2 separate regions of the Homo sapiens genome follow, and region 1 is linked to region 2. A link is an interaction called in ENCODE POLR2A ChIA-PET data of the cell type or tissue named here. Cell type or tissue: GM12878. All regions are shown on one strand. Each heading gives the region's core, and the rest is flanking DNA. Links, peaks and the distances in the headings are about the cores only.

Region 1 (10,810 bases), core at 162-8,161, 58 kb after region 2:
GGAGTCGTGGAGGCTCCTGGCCTGGGGGCGGTCCCTCCGGCTGCTGAAGGGTTTGGGCAGCGCAGTTGGCTGCCTCAGGGGCGCGAGGCACACGGGACATGGGGCACCGGGGTCCCACCATGGCCACGGTTCCCGCAGTCGTTCCTGCCACCACCGCTTGCAATTTCCCGCTGCAGCCGGCCACTCTGGACAGCTCGCCACTGCCGGCATCACCACCCTTTTAACCTCAAATACTAAGCTGAACCTTAGCTGGATTTCCTAGATTACCATCATCTCAATTAGTTTCTTTTTTACACAGTTTGTTCCTTCTTTTCTTTTTTTTGTTTCTTTTTTTTCTTTTTCTTTTTATTTTTTCAGGGTGTCCCTCTGTCACCCAGGCTGGAATGCAGTGGCATGATCTTGCGTCACTGCAGCGTGGACCTTCCAGGTTCAAGCAATCCACCCACCTCCTGAGTAGCTGGGACTAAATTAGTTTCTAAGTAAATTATTATTTTCTGTTGACCAAATTAAATGTGATATTCTGGTTGCAATTTCACAACTTCCAATAGTATTGAATTATTATTGGGGTATAGAGACATAGTTTATTCTCAAATCCAGGGACAATAGTGACTTTTACCCATGAAATTTTGAACTTTCTATATTAATAGAAGTATGTTTTCCCAAAGTAAGTGAGGCACTTTTTTTCTTCTATTTTGAGATGATCAAATTTACTACTTTATCATGAGAAATCTGAAATAATAATTCTGAGCAATAGTTTATATTTAAGAATTTTGAGGTCACTGTTACCTTTAATAAGAAGGAGACTTCTCAGGAGCTATGGGTGTCATCACATAAGATAAATGCAAATGCTGTCATTTCCAGGGGAGGGTAAGGATGATAATGAGGGGATTCTTTTGAAGGAACTAGAATTGCTACACAGTATCTTCTTCAAATTGTATACTGCTGCCATTCACTAACATGAGTAGCGATATTGCTATGCGCATCCATAAATTATAGGAATATAAATAATTTTAATACACAGGACATTATTCTCAGAAATAGAATGAGAAGGATTATGATATAGTGGCTGAGCCTGAGGGGCATGTAATTTGGTTCAATCTATAGTATGCCATTTACTAGCTTTGTATCTTTGCAAAAGTTGTTTCATCTCCATCGTTTTATTCTCTCTACCTGTAAGCATGAAAAGGGTGTTTATTTTACCGAGCTGATGTGAGAATGAAATAAAAATATGAAGTATAAAAAGCGCTTAGTACAATTCTGAGTATAAAGTAAAATGCTCATTTTTATGGTAGCATGGTGAGAATGCTGCCCCTGGAAACACTAAGGCCCATGAGGAAGGATTGCCTATGTGGTAGCGTGTGAATTAATGCAGAGCGTTCTAAGTATAGTTGTACTTTGAAGTCCATTCTGAATCTTAGATGTTACATTTATATTAATAAAAAGCATAATAATTATCTAAATGTATAATAATGTTCAATATTATATAGTTACATCAACTGATGTAATTCATAGTTTTCCCTAGTGTTCTCTTTCCTGAACATTCTAAAATGTATTAGTTATCAAAGTCGTCTTATATCTTCCCTTATGATAAAACAAGAGAAACATAATAGTAAAGTGCTATAGCCTCAATCAAATGAGAAAATCATAATGGGAACCAAGAATGAGGGATTGAACACTCTTCACATAAAATATTAATTATTAATATTTTTTATTTATTATTATTATTATTTTTTAAAGTATTTATTGATCATTCTTGGGTGTTTCTCGGAGAGGGGGATTTGGCAGGGTCATAGAACAATAGTGGAGGGAAGGTCAGCAGATAAACATGTGAACAAAGGTCTCTGGCTTTTCGAGGCAGAGGGCCCTGCCGCCTTTGGCAGTGTTTGTGTCCCTGGGTACTTGAGATTAGGGAGTGGTGATGACTCTTAACAAGCATGCTGCCTTCAAGCATCTGTTTAACAAAGCACATCTTGCACCGCCCTTAATCCATTTAACCCTTAGTGGACACAGCACATGTTTCAGAGAGCACGGGGTTGGGAGTAAGGTTATAGATTAACAGCATCCCAAGGCAGAAGAATTTTTCCTAGTACAGAACAAAATGGAGTCTCCTATGTCTACTTCTTTCTACACAGACACAATAACAATCTGATCCTCTTTCTTTTCCCCACATTTCCCTCTTTTCTATTAAACAAAACCGCCATTGTCATCATGGCCCGTTCTCAATGAGCTGTTGGGTACACCTCCCAGAAGGGGTGGCAGCCGGGCAGAGGGGCTCCTCACTTCCAAGACGGGGTAGCCGGGCAGAGGCGCCCCCCACCTCCCAGACGGGGCGGCTGCCGGGCGGAGACGCTCCTCACTTCCCAGACGGGGCGGCTGCAGGGCGGAGGGGCTCCTCACTTCCCAAATGGGGTGGCTGCTGGGCGGAGGGGTTCCTCACTTCTCAGACTGGGCGGCCGGGGCAGAGGGGCTCCTCACATCCCAGACGGGGTGGCAGCGGGGCAGAGACACTCCTCAGTTCCCAGACGGGGTCACGGCCGGGCAGAGGCGCTCTTCACATCTCAGACGGGGCGGCGGGGCAGAGGTGCTCCCCACATCTCAGACGATGGGCAGCAGGGCAGAGACGCTCCTCACTTCTTAGACGGGATGACGGCCGGGAAGAGGCTCTCCTCACTTCCCAGACTGGGCGGCCGGGCAGAGGGGCTCCTCACATCCCAGACGATGGGTGGCCAGGCAGAGATGCTCCTCACTTCCTAGATGGGGTGGCGGCCGGGCAGAGGCTGCAATCTCGGCACTTTGGGAGGCCAAGGCAGGCGGCTGGGAGGTGGAGGTTGTAGCGAGCTGAGATCACACCACTGCACTCCAGCCTGGGCAACATTGAGCACTGAGTGAGCGAGACTCCGTCTGCAATCCCGGCACCTCGGGAGGCCGAGGCTGGCAGATCACTGGCGGTCAGGAGCTGGAGTCCAGCCCGGCCAACACGGCAAAACCCCGTCTCCACCAAAAAATGCGAAAACCAGTCAGGTGTGGCGGTGCGCGCCTGCAATCCCAGGCACTCGGCAGGCTGAGGCAGGAGAATCAGGCAGGGAGGTTGCAGTGAGCCGAGATGGCTGCAGTACAGTCCAGCCTTGGCTCGGCATCAGAGGGAGACCGTGCAAAGAGGGAGAGGGAGAGGGGGAGGGGGAGGGGGAGGGTATTAATTATTTTAAAACAGAATTGTGGCCAGGCACGATGGCTCATGCCTGTAGCCCCAGCAGTTGGGGAGGCCAAGGCAGGCAGAACACGAGGTTAGGAGATCGAGACCATCCTGGCTAACACGGTGAAACCCCATCTCCACTAAAAATACAAAGAATTAGCCGAGCGTGGTGGCACATGTCTGTCGTCAGAGTTACTCAGGAGGCTGAGGCAGGAGAATCATTTGAACTGAGGAGGCGGAGGTTGCAGTGAGCCAAGATCGCACCACTGCACTCTAGCCTGGGTAACAGAGCAAGACTCCGCCTCAAAAAAAAAGAAAAGATAGTTGCTCTGTGAACAGCTGACTTTCACAGTCTTCGATCGATCTCTCAGACCCACGAATACTTGGACTGCACAGTTGACCTTATCACATTGTTAGGGTAAATGCCATACAAAGGCACCTTCAGACCCTCCATTGCACATAGGTGGCCCCTGCAAGCCCCTTGCCTGTGTGTGTTCTGGAGGTGCCACTGAACTTGGGGACAGCATCAGGAGACACACTTGAAAAAGATATTTTTACTCAGATTAAATTATTAACAAACTTTCAATTTCCTTTAACTTATTAAAGACATCCCTACCTGTAAATAGGTACGGATTAAGCTCTCTAGTCAATAGCTGTCATTCTGTCATATTATCAGATACCCGGGGCTGCTGCTCCTTCAGGCGTCCACAGAATCACAGCATTGTCCAGTATTGAAAGACCTGAAAGATTGCAGTGCCTTCATTTCAACTGTGAGACATGAAATAATTTTCCCAAATCTACAACATTAAGATACGGTGCAATAAGGACCAGATTAAAGGTCTCCAATTTACAACCATGTTCCCTCCATCTCCTTTACTCCTAAACACACTCACACACTCACTTCTGCAAACAATTGTCTTGTCAAGTGGGAAATGAATGCTCTTACAAGGCTCAAACTTGTGAACACATCACTGACCAGCACAGAGCTGGCTCACGATAGGGACCCAGTTAAAGTGTTTTACGTGCAACTGGATCAAATCTTTCAAGTACTAATTTAAAACAATCCTTTAAATAAGGAAATTCTGTTTCAGAAGAGGACCTTCATACAGCATCTCTGACCAGCAACTGATGATACTATTGAACTCAGATGCTGATTGGTTCTCCAACACGAGAGTACCCAAACCAGGAGGAAGGAAATCAGTAACTTCCTCCCCATAATTTGGAATGTGGGTGGAGGGGGATCATAGTTCTCCCTGAGTGAGACTTGCCTGCTCCTCTGGCCCCTGGTCCTGTCCTGTTCTCCAGCATGGTGTGTCTGAAGCTCCCTGGAGGTTCCTACATGGCAAAGCTGACAGTGACACTGATGGTGCTGAGCTCCCCACTGGCTTTGGCTGGGGACACCCGACGTAAGTGCACATTGTGGGTGCTGAGCTACTATGGGGTGGGGAAAATAGGGAGTTTTGTTAACATTGTGCCCAGGCCAGGTGCCTTAAGAAATTGTGACATTTTCTTCAGAGATTGCCCATCTTTATCATGGGATCCCAAATTATTTCCTCCACAAAAGGAGCTTGACTACTTGCCCTCTCCATGAGACTGTGTAAGGGGCCTCCATACAGGTCATTTCTTCTCAAATCTCCACCAATGAAACCTTTTCATCACATGTCCTCAGGGTCTTTAGAGGATTTAGAAATAAGGATGCTAAAATAAATTCCCCATACAGCACTTCCCTTTATTATGTTGACCTATGTCAGACAAAACGAGTTTTTTTCTGAAAATTTTGTGGGAGTCAAGGGAATTCAAAGGGTCTCTCCTAGACAATCCTGTGTTATGCCCTTGACAGAACCTGTGATATTGGCTCCTCTTCCTCATATGTGAGAATGGACCCAGTGGCCTCCCCATTACCTCCTTTCTTTTCTTTCTGAACTCCAATGTTTACCCTGTAATGTATGCAAGGTCTCTGACAGAAGTTATGCTTAGTGCTTTTTCTTATGGGGAAAAATCCTTGGAGCTGAAGCTGAGATCTTTAGTATGTGGAGTCACCCTACAGTTAAAGGGCATCTATGAGGTATTCTTTGGTGCCTAAAGGACTTAAGGCATCCTCTAAAAACCTGGCCCAGGTTAGAGTTTATTACAAATCTTTTTTAACCTTTCTATACTATTTGCTCCTATATCTCCTACATGCTCTAACTAGACATGACAGGAAGAGATTCAACTAACATAGGACAAATTATATGAAATTCTATTTTTGTAAGTCAAAAATAGTCAAATATCAGAAATTTGATAAGGTTAAAACTATATACTCTGTGTGGGGTTACAGAGAGAATGTGGACATTGTTCACATCTCATAGGGCTGAAAGTTAATGATCAAGTCCTGGGAACTCATTGTCTTACTGGGGTCTTGTCCTAAATTTCATAGGTTCACCCGTCATGCCCTCAGCTTTCCTTAATTAGCCATGTCTGCTTACCTCTTCCTCCAGTTTCTCTCTATTTTTCCCCAGCTATGTTGTCATCATATCCAGAAATCCCTAAAGCTTGCACAGATCCTTAGCACTATGAGATCCATTGAAAGAGATAATTTTTTTCTTTTTGAGATAGGGCCTGGCTCTGTCACCCAGGCTGTAATGCAGTGGTCCGATCTAGGCTCACTGCAACCTCTGCCTCCAAGACTCAAGCTATCCTTCCTCCTCAGCCTCCAGAGCAGCGGAGACTACAAGCCCAACTAATTTTGTTGGAGATGAGATTTCTGCCATGTTGCCCAGGGTGGTCTTAAACTCCTGGACTCAAACAATCCTCCTGCCTTGGCCTCCCAGCATGCTAGGATTGTAGGTGTAAGCCACCGCACCCAGGCACGGTGAATTCATTGCCCAGGCAATGAATCTCAATGAAAAATTTCTTTTTTCTTAAATCACTGTTTCTTTATCTGTGAATTCTTCTTCCAATTAGAAGGAGGAGAAAGAAGAAATTTGCCTGTATTTCTCACCGGGAGGAGAAGGATTCTAGTGTGACATCAAATTGAAAGAGTGCTGGAGCTCGAGCCCCTTCTTGCTTTCCAGGATCCTTGCAGTGATCAGTTCCCAGAACCATGGTTTATTAATATAAACCACAGTTATTTTTATCAGCAGCTACTCTGTACTGGGCTCCCTTCTAGGTTCAAATCATTCTATTTGAGTAAGATAGAGAGGGTCCCGACTCTCAAGGTTACACAAGAGTGGAGGAGACAGACACTAACCCAATAAGCATTTAACAAAGAAGAAAATTTCAGAGAGTCATAGTGCACTGAAGAAAAGACATCAGGTTTGTGGAAAAGAGAGAAATGGATTCACCTACTTTAGTTCATATGTCTAGAGAGCCCTACTTGAGAAAGTGACATCCAGCTGAGAAAACAAAATAAGTAGACAGTCGTGAAGATCTAAGGGACGAAAGTTCCAGGGAGACCGAATTGGGGGGGAAGCCCTGGTGTGGGAAATTATGTGCAGGGACAGAAAGAAGGCTAGAGGGACTGAAGTGAGCAAGCAAGGAAATGCAGTGGCAGAAGATGAGGTAGGATGCAGAGAGGAAGTCGGGAGCCTCATATCAGGCTCTGATGTCCATGGTAAGAAACTTGAATTTTATTTTATTTTATTAATTTATTTATTTATCTTATTTATTTTTGAGAGGGAGTTTCATTCTTGTTGCCCAGGCTGGAGTGCAATGGCATGGTCTCAGCTCACTGCAACCTCTGCCTCCCGGGTTCAAGTGATTCTCTTGCCTCAGTCTCCCAAGTAGCTGGGATTACAGGTACCTGCCACCATGCTCAGCTATTTTTTCTGTGTTTTTACTAGAGACAGACTTTCACCATGTTGGCCAGGCTGGTCTTCAACTCCTGACCTCAAGTAATCTGCCCGCCTGAGACTCCCAAAGTGCTGGGATTACAGGCGTGAGCCACTGCGCATGGCCTGAATTTTATTTAAATAGATATGGGAAGCTACTGGATGGTTACAAGGAAAGTCAATTTATATTCTTTTTTTTTAATTTTTTAATTTTTTTTTTTTTTGAGATATAGTCTTGCTCTGTCACCAGGCTGGAGTGCAGTGGCACTATCTCGGCTCACTGCAGCCTCTGCCTTCTGGGTTCAAGAGATTCTCCTGCCTCAGCCTCCCAAGTAGCTGGGATTACAGGAGTGCACCACCACGCCCAGCTAATTTTGGTATTTTTAGTAAAGACAGGGTTTCACCATGTTGGCCAGGATGGTCTTGATCTCTTGACCTCGTGATCCACCTGCCTCAGCCTCCCAGTGTGCTGGGATTACAGGCGTGAGCCACCGTGCCCGGCCTATATTGAATTTTTAAAACTAATTCTAGCTACTCTGTGGGGATTGGATTGTTGGGGTTGACAAGTGGTTAGGAAGACTATTTAGGAGCACAGCAGGGAATCCTCAGGGAAAATAGGCTTGAGTTCACTAGTGATAAAGACAGTGAAAAAGATAAAGTGGATTTTGCTTACCTTGTTAATGGATTACTGTAAAGGGGGTAGAAATATCAAGCTTATTCCTAAGGATTTTGTTTTGACAAATTAGTGAAAGGTGGTGGTGTTTATTGAGATAGGGAAAACTGTGGGAGGAAATGATTTGAAGTGGGTGGTTGGAAATAAAAGTTTTGTTTAAGTTTGAGATGATTTATTGACATTTGTGTGGAGCAATCAGAAGGTCAATGGCATTTAAAAGACTCATGGTGGGCCAGGCGCAGTGACTCATGCCTGTAATCCCAGCACTTTGGGAGGCCTAGACAGGCGGATCACCAGGTCAGGAGATCAAGACCTTCCTGGCTAACACGGTGAAACCCCGTCTCTACTAAAAATACAAAAAATTAGCTGGGCATGGTGGTGGGTGCCTGTAGTCCCAGCTACTTGGGAGGCTGAAGCACGAGAATGGCGTGAACCAGGGAGGTGGAGCTTGCAGTGAGCTGAGATCACACCACTTCACTCCAGGCTGGGTGACAGAGCAAGACTCCGTCTCAAAAAAAAAAAAAAAAAAAAGAGACTCATGGTGAGGCCAGGGCTGGAGGTATTTATGTTGGTGGCATCAATAGGTGTACTGTGTTAAATTCCAGGGAGTGGAAGAGGTTACATAGGGAGATTGTCTGGAGAAAAAAGAAAAGGGCACAGGCCAGCAAAGGGGACTAAGAAAGAGCCCAGGGATGTTGGGAAAAAACCAAGATTACATCATATGTGTAAGTCAAGAAAAATAGATTTTTTTTTTTCAAGGAGAAGGGAGAGGCCAATTGTGGTGAGTACCACTAAGAGGAGGGTGAAGTGAGAATGTGACAGAGAAGCAACGGCTGGGATTGGTGGAGCTGATATTTGCAGTCAGTAGAGTATCCAGGGAGGAAACTGGATTGGACCATTTGAAGAGCGAGTAGAAGAGAGGACAAGGTTAAGGTTGACTGTTTTGAGTAGCGAGCTTCAGGGAAGGACTGTGCTCTGGGTTCAGGGAGCCAGCTGGATCAAAAGGAAAAGGCTAAAGAGGCTGAAGAGAAGCAGGAGGACCTGTGAACCAGAGATGCTCGGTCATTATTATCAAGGAAATATTAGAGGGCCCCTGTGTGCAGTGGTGACTGCTCATGAAGAGGTCACACAGCCAGTATTTCACACAGCCCATATTTATTAGTGACTTAGAATATACCAGTTACTACTCTAGGTCATGAGAATGGAGTGATGAATAAAATGAATCTGGTCTCCATCAGTATATGCCATGTAACATTTTGCAGTGACTGTGTACCAGGCCTATGAATTTCAGTATGCAATTTCAATAATGATCCTGCTGTATCTGTGGTATATAAAAACATGTACATCTCTGGAATCTAAAATTGAAAGGTTATAAGTAAAACCCAGTATCACAAATTTGGTGCTAGAAATCAGATTGCAGTTTAAATCTGAGCATGTAGAAAGTCCATTTCTTCTATGTCAGCAGGTGCCTTTTGTGTGAGGTTTAGGTATACTGCATTATTAGACATAAACCAGTGTTTCTGCCCTCTGTTTTCAGAATGACAATTCTTTATGAAACTAATAGAAGAACAGAAGACAATTGCAAAATCATGATGAAGATACTAATTGCTTTAGAATCATGTAATAGAAAAAATAATGTGAGCTCCAGTTATAGGGATCAAAAAATTAAAATGGGAATACATTTGAGTGTTTATTATGTGATCACTGCTAAGAAGACTCTTTATTAAATTTCACACTTACAAAAATCCTGTGAGGATTATTATAAAATGCATTTGATAGATTACAAATAGGCTTATGGTTGGCAAAAAGTGACCCATTTAAAAGAGGTCATATTTCAATTCATATTTTCTGATTCTAGAATATGAGAGTTTTTCCATCATTAGTGAGTAGTGACTTGATTGTGTCTGAATTATTGACAAAATTTCTAATATTCATATGTACCAGGTTGTTTCTTAGAGTGGGGGCAGAGATGCAAGGGCTTCTAGTTCCAATGTATAAAAGAAACTTTCATTCATTTTGCATTTATCATTTTAAAAGTTCTATAAGTCTATCATAGGCATGTGTTGAAGAACATAAAGAAGTATTAAATCATTCCTTCTTCTGAGGTTTGACTAGCAAGTCTGGCTAGGGTTGTCAGATAACAAACAGGTTCCTAGTTAAATCTGAATTTCAGACACACGACCACAATTTATTGGAAATCCAGATTTACCTGGGCATCCTCTGGTTTTATTTGTCAAATCTGTCAACCCTAAGTGGGACACATGAGCATGGATTACAGTGCTAGCCATGCAAGCCACAGTGACAGTGACTTTACAAATGTTTATTTTTTAACATTCTGTCTGTAAAGAAAGTGCTTACATAATTTAGGAATAGAAAGATAGACATTGTTTGATCCAGGGTGCACACCTCTCTGCCATCATTTCTAAAGGGCAAACGGAGCTTTGTGAAGGTCTCTACACAAAGTCTGGGGACCTGCTCATGTTTTGTAAACTGTCTGTATGAGAACGTCATTTTCTTGGTTTCTGACTTTCTGAGGGGACTTGACTACAAAACCAAGAGTTCTATCTCTGGCCAAGGCTGGTAATTTGATGCCTGCTAGTATTGTTGGGAGTGGGAGACTGAAAGACGTGAGTTAGTTGGGGCATTAAATGGGAATAAAATAGCTGTGGTTGTGATTCACTACTACAGATAATTAGTGGACAAGTGGCAGAGAAATTAAGAAAGAAGATGATATGAAAGACAAATGATATGATTTGGTGACTGGTTGGTAATGCAAGGAAATCAGTAAATCTTAGTTCTCAACAAGTTCATTTTCTGGAAAGATAGCACTGTATTGGGACCAGAATTCTATAAAGCATTCGTTTTATGTAGGACCAAGATATTCACAGATATTTTTCAATACAATTCTCAGCTGCTCCATAACCACTAGTGGCTTGTTCAACACAGGTTTTTTCAGATGGTTCACACCTGTGGTTCTTACCCAGGGATCGTTCACCACCGCTCCTTTCCCTCCCATCACCCTTGGGGAACTTGTGGCAATGTTTGAGCAATTTTTGGTTGTCACCACAGGGGTTTCTTCTGATATTTAATGAGTAGAAGCCAGGGACACTGCTAGAGAACCTACAATGTTCAGAA
Region 2 (8,702 bases), core at 433-8,432:
AATGTTGGGATTTATTTCCCGTAAAACCAAACCTATGGTTTCATACATCAAGACCAGAGACCGTGGAAGTTCCGTACTGAAAACCACTTTCTTCCAGAAACCAATTTTATTGCCATTTCCTCAGGAAATAATCTCTCGTATTTGACACCTCTCACATCCAGCTGAGTTGAGAGGATTCTTCTCTTGTTTTCAGTGCAAAAGTTCAGCCTATTAGACCACCTGTGTGATTGATGGTTTGGTGAGAGTTGCTACATTGTTTAGCCTGAACTATCCTTATATTGAATATTGAAGGAAAGTGTGAGATATGTAATTTAAAGAAGCACATCTGTTGTAGTATAAGTGTGTCTCCTTTAAAATTCAGGTAGGGCTCCTCACTCATGAATGGGATTAAGGCCCTCGTAAAAAACGCTTCACACAGTTTTTAGCCTCTTGCCCTTCCACATTCTACCATGTGAGTACACAGCATTCATCCCCTCTGGAGGATGCAAGACGCCATCTTGGAAGTGGAGACCATGCCCTTTGCCAGACATTGAACCTGCTGGTGCCTTAATCTTGGACTTTTCAGCCTCCATGTGTTCTTTATAAATTACCCAGTCTACCGTATTTTATCACAGCACAAATGAACTAAGACAACATCTTTGTTACTCATAAATGTATAAGACATACAGAATTTAGTTCATTGTCACTGGCCATCTTTTTAAATACAAATTTGTATGATTTATAAATAGTGTGTCAAATTTATATAAACAAGTTTTGAAAGTTTCTCTTTAACTGTATTTTAGTACATTCTTGATGTAGAATTACTTATTTTTGCCTCCACTTTTATCCTGTAATACTAAGGTGAACCTTAGCTTCCTTTCCTAGATTACCACACCACAGTTAGTTAATTAGTAAATTACAATTTCCTATTATCAAATTAAATGTGATATTCTCCTGGTTACAATTGCACAATTGTCAATAGTACTGAATTATCACTGTAGTGTGGGAACACAGTTTATTCTCAAATCCAGGGACAATAGTGACTTCTAACCAACCTCTCCAAGAAATCTTCAACTTTCCACATTAACAGAAATATATTTTTCCAAAGTAAACGAGACACTATTTTTATTCTATTCTGAAATGATCAAACTTGCACTACTTCGTGCTGAGAAATTGGAAATGATGATTGAGAGTAATAGAATGGAGTTAGGAATGTTGAGGCTGTTGTTATCTTTAATAAGAAGGAGATTTGTGCAGGAGCTATGGGTGTCCTTATGTAACATAAACGCAAATTGTGTCATTTCCAGAGAGGAGTAACCATGGTGATGAGGGGAATCTTTTGAAGGAACCAGAATTGCTACACAGTATCTACCCCCAAAGTCTATAAAATGTTGCCATTCATTAAAAGAAGTAGTCTTACTGATTTGCACAGCCATGAATTAAAGTGATAAAAATAATTTTAATATAAGGGACATAATTCTCTTTAGAAATTGAATGTGAGATAGTGTAATACAATGGCAGAGCTTGAGGTATTTGGAATCACATATATAATAACTTGGTTCAATAGAGTTGACAGAACAACTCTGCTTTAAAATAATTAATATTTTATGTGAAGAGTGTTCAATCCCTCATTCCTGGCTCCAATTATGATTTCCTCATTTGTTTGAGGCTATGGCCCTTTACTAATCCACTTCTCTTGTTTTATCGTAAGGGAAGATATAAGAAGATTTTGCTGGCCAGACGTGGTGGCTCACACCTATAATCCCAGCACTTTGGGAGGCCGAGTTACTGTTTACTAGCCTTGCATCCTTGCAAAAGTTGTTTAAACTCCATCATTTTATTCTCTCCACTTGTAAGGATGAAAAGGGTATTTCCCTCACTCAGCTAATGTGAGAATTGAATAAAAATATGATGTATGGAAAGCTCTTCATACAATTCTGAGTACAAAGCAAAATGCTCAAAAATTGCTCAAGAAATTTTAGTCATTTTTATTGCAGCATGGTGAGTATCTCATTCCTAGAAACACTAAGGCACATAAGGAAGGAGTGCCTGTCAGAACTGTGGTAGGGTGTGAATTAATGCAGAACTTTATTTGCATAGTTATACTTTGAAGTCCATTCTGAATCTTAGATGCTACATTTATATAAATGTAAAGCATAATAATTATCTAAATGTAGAATTATATGTTTAAAATTAGATGATTACATCAACTGATGTAATTCATAGATTTTCCCTAGGGTTCTGTTTCCTGAACATTCTGTAACGTACTAGTTAGCAAAGCCTTTTTGTTTGTTTTTGAAACTGAGTCTCACTCTGTCGACTAGACTGGAGTGCAGTGGTGTGCTCCTGACTCACTGCAACCTCCACCTCCCAGGTTCAAGCAATTCTCATGCCTCAGCCTCACGAGTAGCTGGGATTACAGGCATGCACCACCAAGCCCAGCTGATTTTTGTATTTTTTTAGTAGAGATGGGATTTCACCGTGTCGGCCAGGCTGGTCTGGTACTCCTGACCTCAAGTGATCCGCCCACCTTGGCCTCCTAAAGTGCTGAGATTACAGGCGGGAGCCACCGCGCCCGGCCAGCAAAGTCTTCTAATATCTTCCCTTACGATAAAACAAGAGAAGTGGAATACTAAAGGGCCATAGCCTTAAACAAAGGAGGAAATCATAATGGGAGCCAAGAATGAGGGATTGAACACTCGACATAAAATATTAATTATGGTAAAACAGAGTTGTTCTGTCAACAGCTGACTTTGAGTCCTTGATCGATCATCTCAGCCCCCTGCATACTTTGATTACACAGTTGACCTTAACACATTGATAGGGTAAGTGCTATACAAAAGCAACTTCGGACTCTCCATTGCACATAGGTGGCCCCTGCAAGCCCCTTGCCTGTGTGTGTTCTGGAGATGACACTAAACTTGGGGGCAGCATCAGGAGACACACTTGAAAAAACTCTTTTTACTCAGATTAAATTATTAACTAACTTTCAATTTCCTTTAACTTATTACAGACATCTCTACCTGTAAATAGGTACAGATTAAGCTCTCCGGTCAACAGCTGTCATTCTGTCATATCATCAGATACCCGGAGCTGCTGCTCCTTGAGGCATCCACAGAATCACATTTTCTAGTGTTGAAAGACCTGAAAGATCATGGTGCCTTCATTTCAACTGTGAGACATGACGTAATTTTCCCAAATCTACAACATTAAGATATGGTGCAATAAGGACCAGATTAAAGGTCTCCTGATTTGCGGCCATGTTCCCTCCATCTCCTTTACTCCTAAACACACTCACACTCACTCCTGCAAATAGTTGTCTTGTCAAGTGGGAAATGAATGCTCTTACAAGGCTCAAACTTGTGAACACATCACTGACCAGCACAGAGCTGGCTACAATAGCTCCCCAATTAAGGTGTTTTACATGCAACTGGTTCAAACCTTCCAAGTGCTAAATTAAAACAATCCTTTAAAGAAGGAAATTCTGTTTCAGAAGAGGACCTTCATACAGCATCTCTGACCAGCAACTGATGATGCTATTGAACTCAGATGCTGATTGGTTCTCCAACACGAGATTACCCAACCCAGGAGCAAGGAAATCAGTAACTTCCTCCCTATAACTTGGAATGTGGGTGGAGGGGTTCATAGTTCTCCCTGAGTGAGACTTGCCTGCTTCTCTGGCCCCTGGTCCTGTCCTGTTCTCCAGCATGGTGTGTCTGAAGCTCCCTGGAGGCTCCTGCATGACAGCGCTGACAGTGACACTGATGGTGCTGAGCTCCCCACTGGCTTTGTCTGGGGACACCCGACGTAAGTGCACATTGCGGGTGCTGAGCTACTATGGGGTGGGGAAAATAGGGAGTTTTGTTAACATTGTGCCCAGGCCATGTCCCTTAAGAAATTGTGACGTTTTCTTCAGAGATTGCCCATCTTTATCATTGGATCCCAAATTATTTCCTCCATAAAAGGAGCTTGGGTACTTGCCCTCTTCATGAGACTTGTGTAAGGGGCCTTTGCACAAATCATTTCTTTTCAAATCTCCACCAATAAAACCTTTGCATCACATGTCCTCAGGGTCTTTAGAGGATTTAGAAATAAGGATTCTAAAATAAATTCCCCATACAGCACTTCCCTTTATTATGTTGACTTATGTCAGACAAAAGGAGGTTCTTACTGAAAATTTTGTGGGAGTCAAGGGAATTCAAAGGGTCTCTCCTAGACGATCCAGTGTTAGGTTCCCCACAGGACCTTTGGTGTTGGCCATAGTCCTCATATGTGAGGATGGACCCAGTGGCCTCCCCATTATCTCCTTTCTTTTCTTGCTGAACTCCAATGTTTATAAGGCCTGTATCCCTGTAGTGTATGTAGGTTCTCTGACAGAAGTTATACTTAGTGCTCTTCCTTTCTTGTGGGGAAAAGTCCCTGGAACTGAAGCTGAGATTGTTAATACTTGGAGTCACCTTACAGATACAGAGCATTTATGAGGTATTCTTTGGTGCCTAAAGAACTTAAGGCATCCTCTGAAAAACTAGCCCAGGTTCGTGTTCATTATGAATCTTTTTTAACCTTTCTGTACTTGTTTCTCTTGCATCTCCTATGTGCTCTAACTAGACATGACAGAAGAGATTTAACTAATGTATAAATTATATGAAATTCTATTTTTTAAGTCAAAAATAATCAACTATCAGAAATTTAATAATGTTCAAACTATATACTCTGTGTGGGGTTACCGAGATGATGTGAACATTGTTCACGTCTCATAGGGCTGAAAGTCAATGGGCAAGTCTTGGGAACTCATTGTCTTACTGGGGTCTTGTCCTAAATTTCCTAGGTTCACCCATCATGCCCTCAGCTTTCCTTAACTAGCCATGTCTGCTTACCTCTTCCTCCAGTTTCTATTTTTCCCCAGCTATGTTGTCATCATTTCCAGAAATCTCTAAAGCTTGCACAGAACCTTAGCACTATGAGATTCATTGAAAGAGACTTTTTTTCTCTTTTTGAGGTAGGGCCTGGCTCTGTCACCCAGTCTATAGCTCAGTGGTGTGATCGAGGCTCACTGCAACCTCTGCCACTTATGCTCAAGTGATCCTCCCTCCTCAGGCTCCAGAGTAGCTGGGAATACAGGCAGGCAACCACGCCCAGCTAATTTTTGTAATTTTGGTAGACATGAGATTTTGCCATGTTGCCCAGGCTGGTCTTGAACTGCTGGACTCAAGCAATCCTCCTGCCTTGGCCTCCCAACATGCTAGGATTATAGATGTGAGACACTGTGCCCAGGCAAAAGAGATGACTCTTAATAAAAAAATTTCCTTTTTCTTAAATCACTGTTTCTTTATCTGTGAATTCTTCTTCCAACTAGAAGGAGGAGAAAAAAGAAGTTTGCCTGTATTTATCACTGGGAGGAGAAGGGGTCTAGTGTGACATTAAAATGAAAGAGTGCTGGAGCTTGAGCCCCTTCTTGCTTTCCAGGATCCCTACAGTGATCAGTTCCCATACCCTGGTTTATTCATGTAAACCACACTTATTTTTCTCAGCAGCTACTCTTTACTGGGCTCCATTCTAGGTTCAAATCATTCTATTTGATTAAGTTAGAGAGCGTCCCTACTCTCATGGAAGTTACACAAGAGTAGAGGAGACAGACACTAACCCAATAAGCATTTAACAAAGAAGATAATGTTAGAGAGTCATAGTGCACTGAAGAAAAGACATCAGGTTTGTGAAAAAGAGAGACATGGATTCACCTACTTTAGTTCATATGTTAGGGAGCTCCACCTGAGAAAGTGACATTCAGCTGAGACAACAAAATAAGTAGACAGTCGTGAAGATCTAAGGGATGAAAGTTCCAGGGAGACCGAATCGGGGGAAAGCCCTGATGTGTTAAATTATGTGGAGGGAGAGAAAGAAAGCTAGAGGGGCTGATGTATAGAAAGCAAGGAAATGGAGAGGCAGAAGATGAGGGTAGGACACAGAGAGGAATTCAGGAGCCTCATCATTATAGGCTCTGATGTCCACAGTAAAAAAAAATTAAATTTTATTATTTATTTATTTGTTTGTTTATTTTATTTTATTTTGTGATGGAGTCTCTCTCTGTTGCCCAGGCTAGATTGCTGTGGCACAATCTCGGCTCACTGCAACCTCCGCCTCCTGGGTTCAAGCGATTCTCCTGCCTCAGCCTCCCGATTAGCTGGGGCCACAGGCGCATGCCACCACACCTGGCTAATTTTTTGTATTTTTAGTAGGGATAGGGTTTCACCGTGTTAGCCAGGATGGTCTCGATCTCCTGACCTCGTGATCCGCCCGCCTTGGCCTCCCAAAGTGCTGGGATTACAGGCGTGAGCCACTGCGCCCGGCCTATATTCAATGTTTAAAACTAATTCTAGCTACTCTGTGGGGATTGGATTGTTGGGGTTCACTAGTGGTTAGGAAGACTATTTAGGAGCACAGCAGGGAATTCTTCAGGGAAAACAGGTTTGTGGCTTCATGGAGTGCATTAGTGATAAAGATGGTGAAAAAGATAAAGTGGACAGACTTGGCATGTATTTTTGCTTAGCTTGTTAATGAATTACTGTAAAGGGGGTAGAACAATCAAGCTTATTCCTAAGGATTTTCTTTTGACAAATAAATGGGTGGTAGTGTTGTTTATTGAGATAGGAAAAACTATGGGAGGAAATGATTTGAAGTGGGTGGTTTGAAATAAAAGTTTTGTTTAAATATGAGATGATTGATTGACATTTATGTGGAGAAATCCGAAGGTCAATGGCATTTAAGAGACTCATGGTGAGGCCAGGGCTTCAGGTATTTATGTTGGCAGCAGCAATACGTGTAGTGTGTTAAATTCCAGGGCGTGGAAGAGGATACATAGGGAGATGGATTGTGTGAAGAAAAAAGAACAGGGCACAGGCCAGCAAAGGGGGCTGAGAAAGAGCCCAAGGATGCTGGAGAAAAACCAAGAGAACATCATGTGTGTAAGTCCAGGAAAATAGATTATTTTCAAGGAGAAGGGAGAGGCCAATTGTGGTGAGTACCACTAAGAGGAGGGGCAAGTGAGAATATGATAGAGAAGCAAGTGCTGGGTTTGGTGGAGTCGATATTTGCAGTCAATGGAGCATCCAGGTAGGAAACTGGATTGGACCATTTGAAGAGTGAGTAAAAGTGAGGACGAGGTTAAGGTTGACTGTTTTGAGTAGAGAGCTTCAGGGAAGGATTGTTCTCTGGGTTCAGGGAGCCAGCTGAACCTAAAGGAAAAGGCTAAAGAAGCTGAAGAGAAGGAGGAGGACCTGTGAACCAGAGATGCTCAGTCATTATTAGCGAGGAAATACGGAGAGCCCCTGTGTGCAGTGGTGACTACTCATGCAAAATGTCACACAGCCAATATTTAACACAGCCAGTATTTCACACAGCCAATATTTATTAGTGACATAGCATATACCAGTTATTACTCTAGGTCATGAGAATGGAGTGATAAATAAAATGAATCCAGTCGCCATCACTATATGCCATGTAACATTTTGCAATGACTGTGTATCAGGCCTATGAATTTCAGTATTCAATTTCAATAATGATCCTGTTGTATCTGTGGTATTTAAAAACATATACATCTCTGGAATCTAAAATTGAGAGGTTATAAGTAACACCCAGTATTACAAATTTAGTGCTGGAAATCAGATTGCAGTTTAAATCTGAGCATATAGAAAGTCCGTTTCTTCTATGTCAGCAGATGCTTTTTGTGTGAGGTTTAGGTATACTGCATTATTTGACATAAACCAGTGTTTCTGCCCTATGTCTTCAGAATGACAATTCTTTATGAAACTAATAGAAGAACAGAAGACAATTGCAAAATCATGATGAAGATACTAATTGCTTTAGAATTAAGGAATACAAAAAATAATATGAGCTGCAGTTATAGGATCAGAAAAGTTAAAATGGGAATGTATTCGAGTGTTTATTATGTGATCAGTGCTAAGAAGTGTCATCATTTAATTTTACACTTAACGGTAATCCTGTGAGGATTACGCTATTATTAAATGCATTTGATAGATTACAAAAAGGCTTATGGTTGGTAAAAATTGACCCAAGTAGAAGAGATCGTGTTTTTATTCAGGTTTTCTGATTATAGAGTTTGAGAGTTTGACCATCATTAGTGAGTAGTGACTATATTGTGTCTGAATTATTGACACAATTTCTGATATTCATATGTACCAGGCTGTTTCTTAGAGTGGGGACAGAAATGCAAGGGCTGCTAGTTCTGATGTATAGGAGAAACTTTCATTCATTTTGCATTTATCATTTTAAACGTTGTATATGTCTATCTGGGCATGTGTTCAAGAACACAAGGAAGTATTAAATCACTCCTTCTTCTGAGGTTTGACTAGCAAGTTGGGCTAGAGTTACAAATAAAATACAGGTTCCTAGTGAAATCTGAATTTCAGATACACAACCATAATTTATTGGAAATCCAAATTTAACTGGGAATCTTCTATTATTCTCTGCTCTAGAACGCCACACTTCTGATATTTCTCATTGCTGTCTAAGCTCTTGTGTGTTTGGTTTTTGGCCATCGCTTTCACTGCTCTTTAAGCTCCCCCAGAGGAGTGGAGAGGTCTGTTTTCCCTCGTTTGGATTCCTAGAGGCAGCGCAGGCCTGGCACAAGGTCATCACTAAGGAAGTGTTCACAGGGTGAACGCGGTGGGTGCTGTTGAAGGTACCGGTAAAGCGTGTGGGATGAG

Evidence for each region. ChIA-PET counts read pairs that join two places held together with the same protein. Peaks named below come from ENCODE experiments on the same cell type or tissue, not always from the same donor. Only the 100,000 strongest peaks of a DNase experiment are listed, where the experiment ranks them.
Region 1: POLR2A ChIA-PET joins it to region 2 with 51 read pairs; 5 of 35 experiments call an interaction of 5 or more read pairs at or near these places.

What each region holds. Positions count from the first base shown.
Region 1 is chr6:32,523,914-32,534,723 of GRCh38, reverse strand. It overlaps HLA-DRB5 (major histocompatibility complex, class II, DR beta 5), which reads left to right and starts at 4,437. Exons shown (of 6, transcript NM_002125.4): 1 at 4,437-4,599. The coding sequence starts at 4,500. In GM12878, for the core only: no CTCF peak of the experiment used is centred there; a DNase peak (open chromatin) is centred at 4,423; H3K4me3 peaks cover 535 bases; H3K27ac peaks cover 1,423 bases.
Region 2 is chr6:32,584,727-32,593,428 of GRCh38, reverse strand. HLA-DRB1 (major histocompatibility complex, class II, DR beta 1) reads left to right here and starts at 3,581. Exons shown (of 6, transcript NM_002124.4): 1 at 3,581-3,786. The coding sequence starts at 3,687. In GM12878, for the core only: no CTCF peak of the experiment used is centred there; a DNase peak (open chromatin) is centred at 3,588; H3K4me3 peaks cover 2,230 bases; H3K27ac peaks cover 3,799 bases.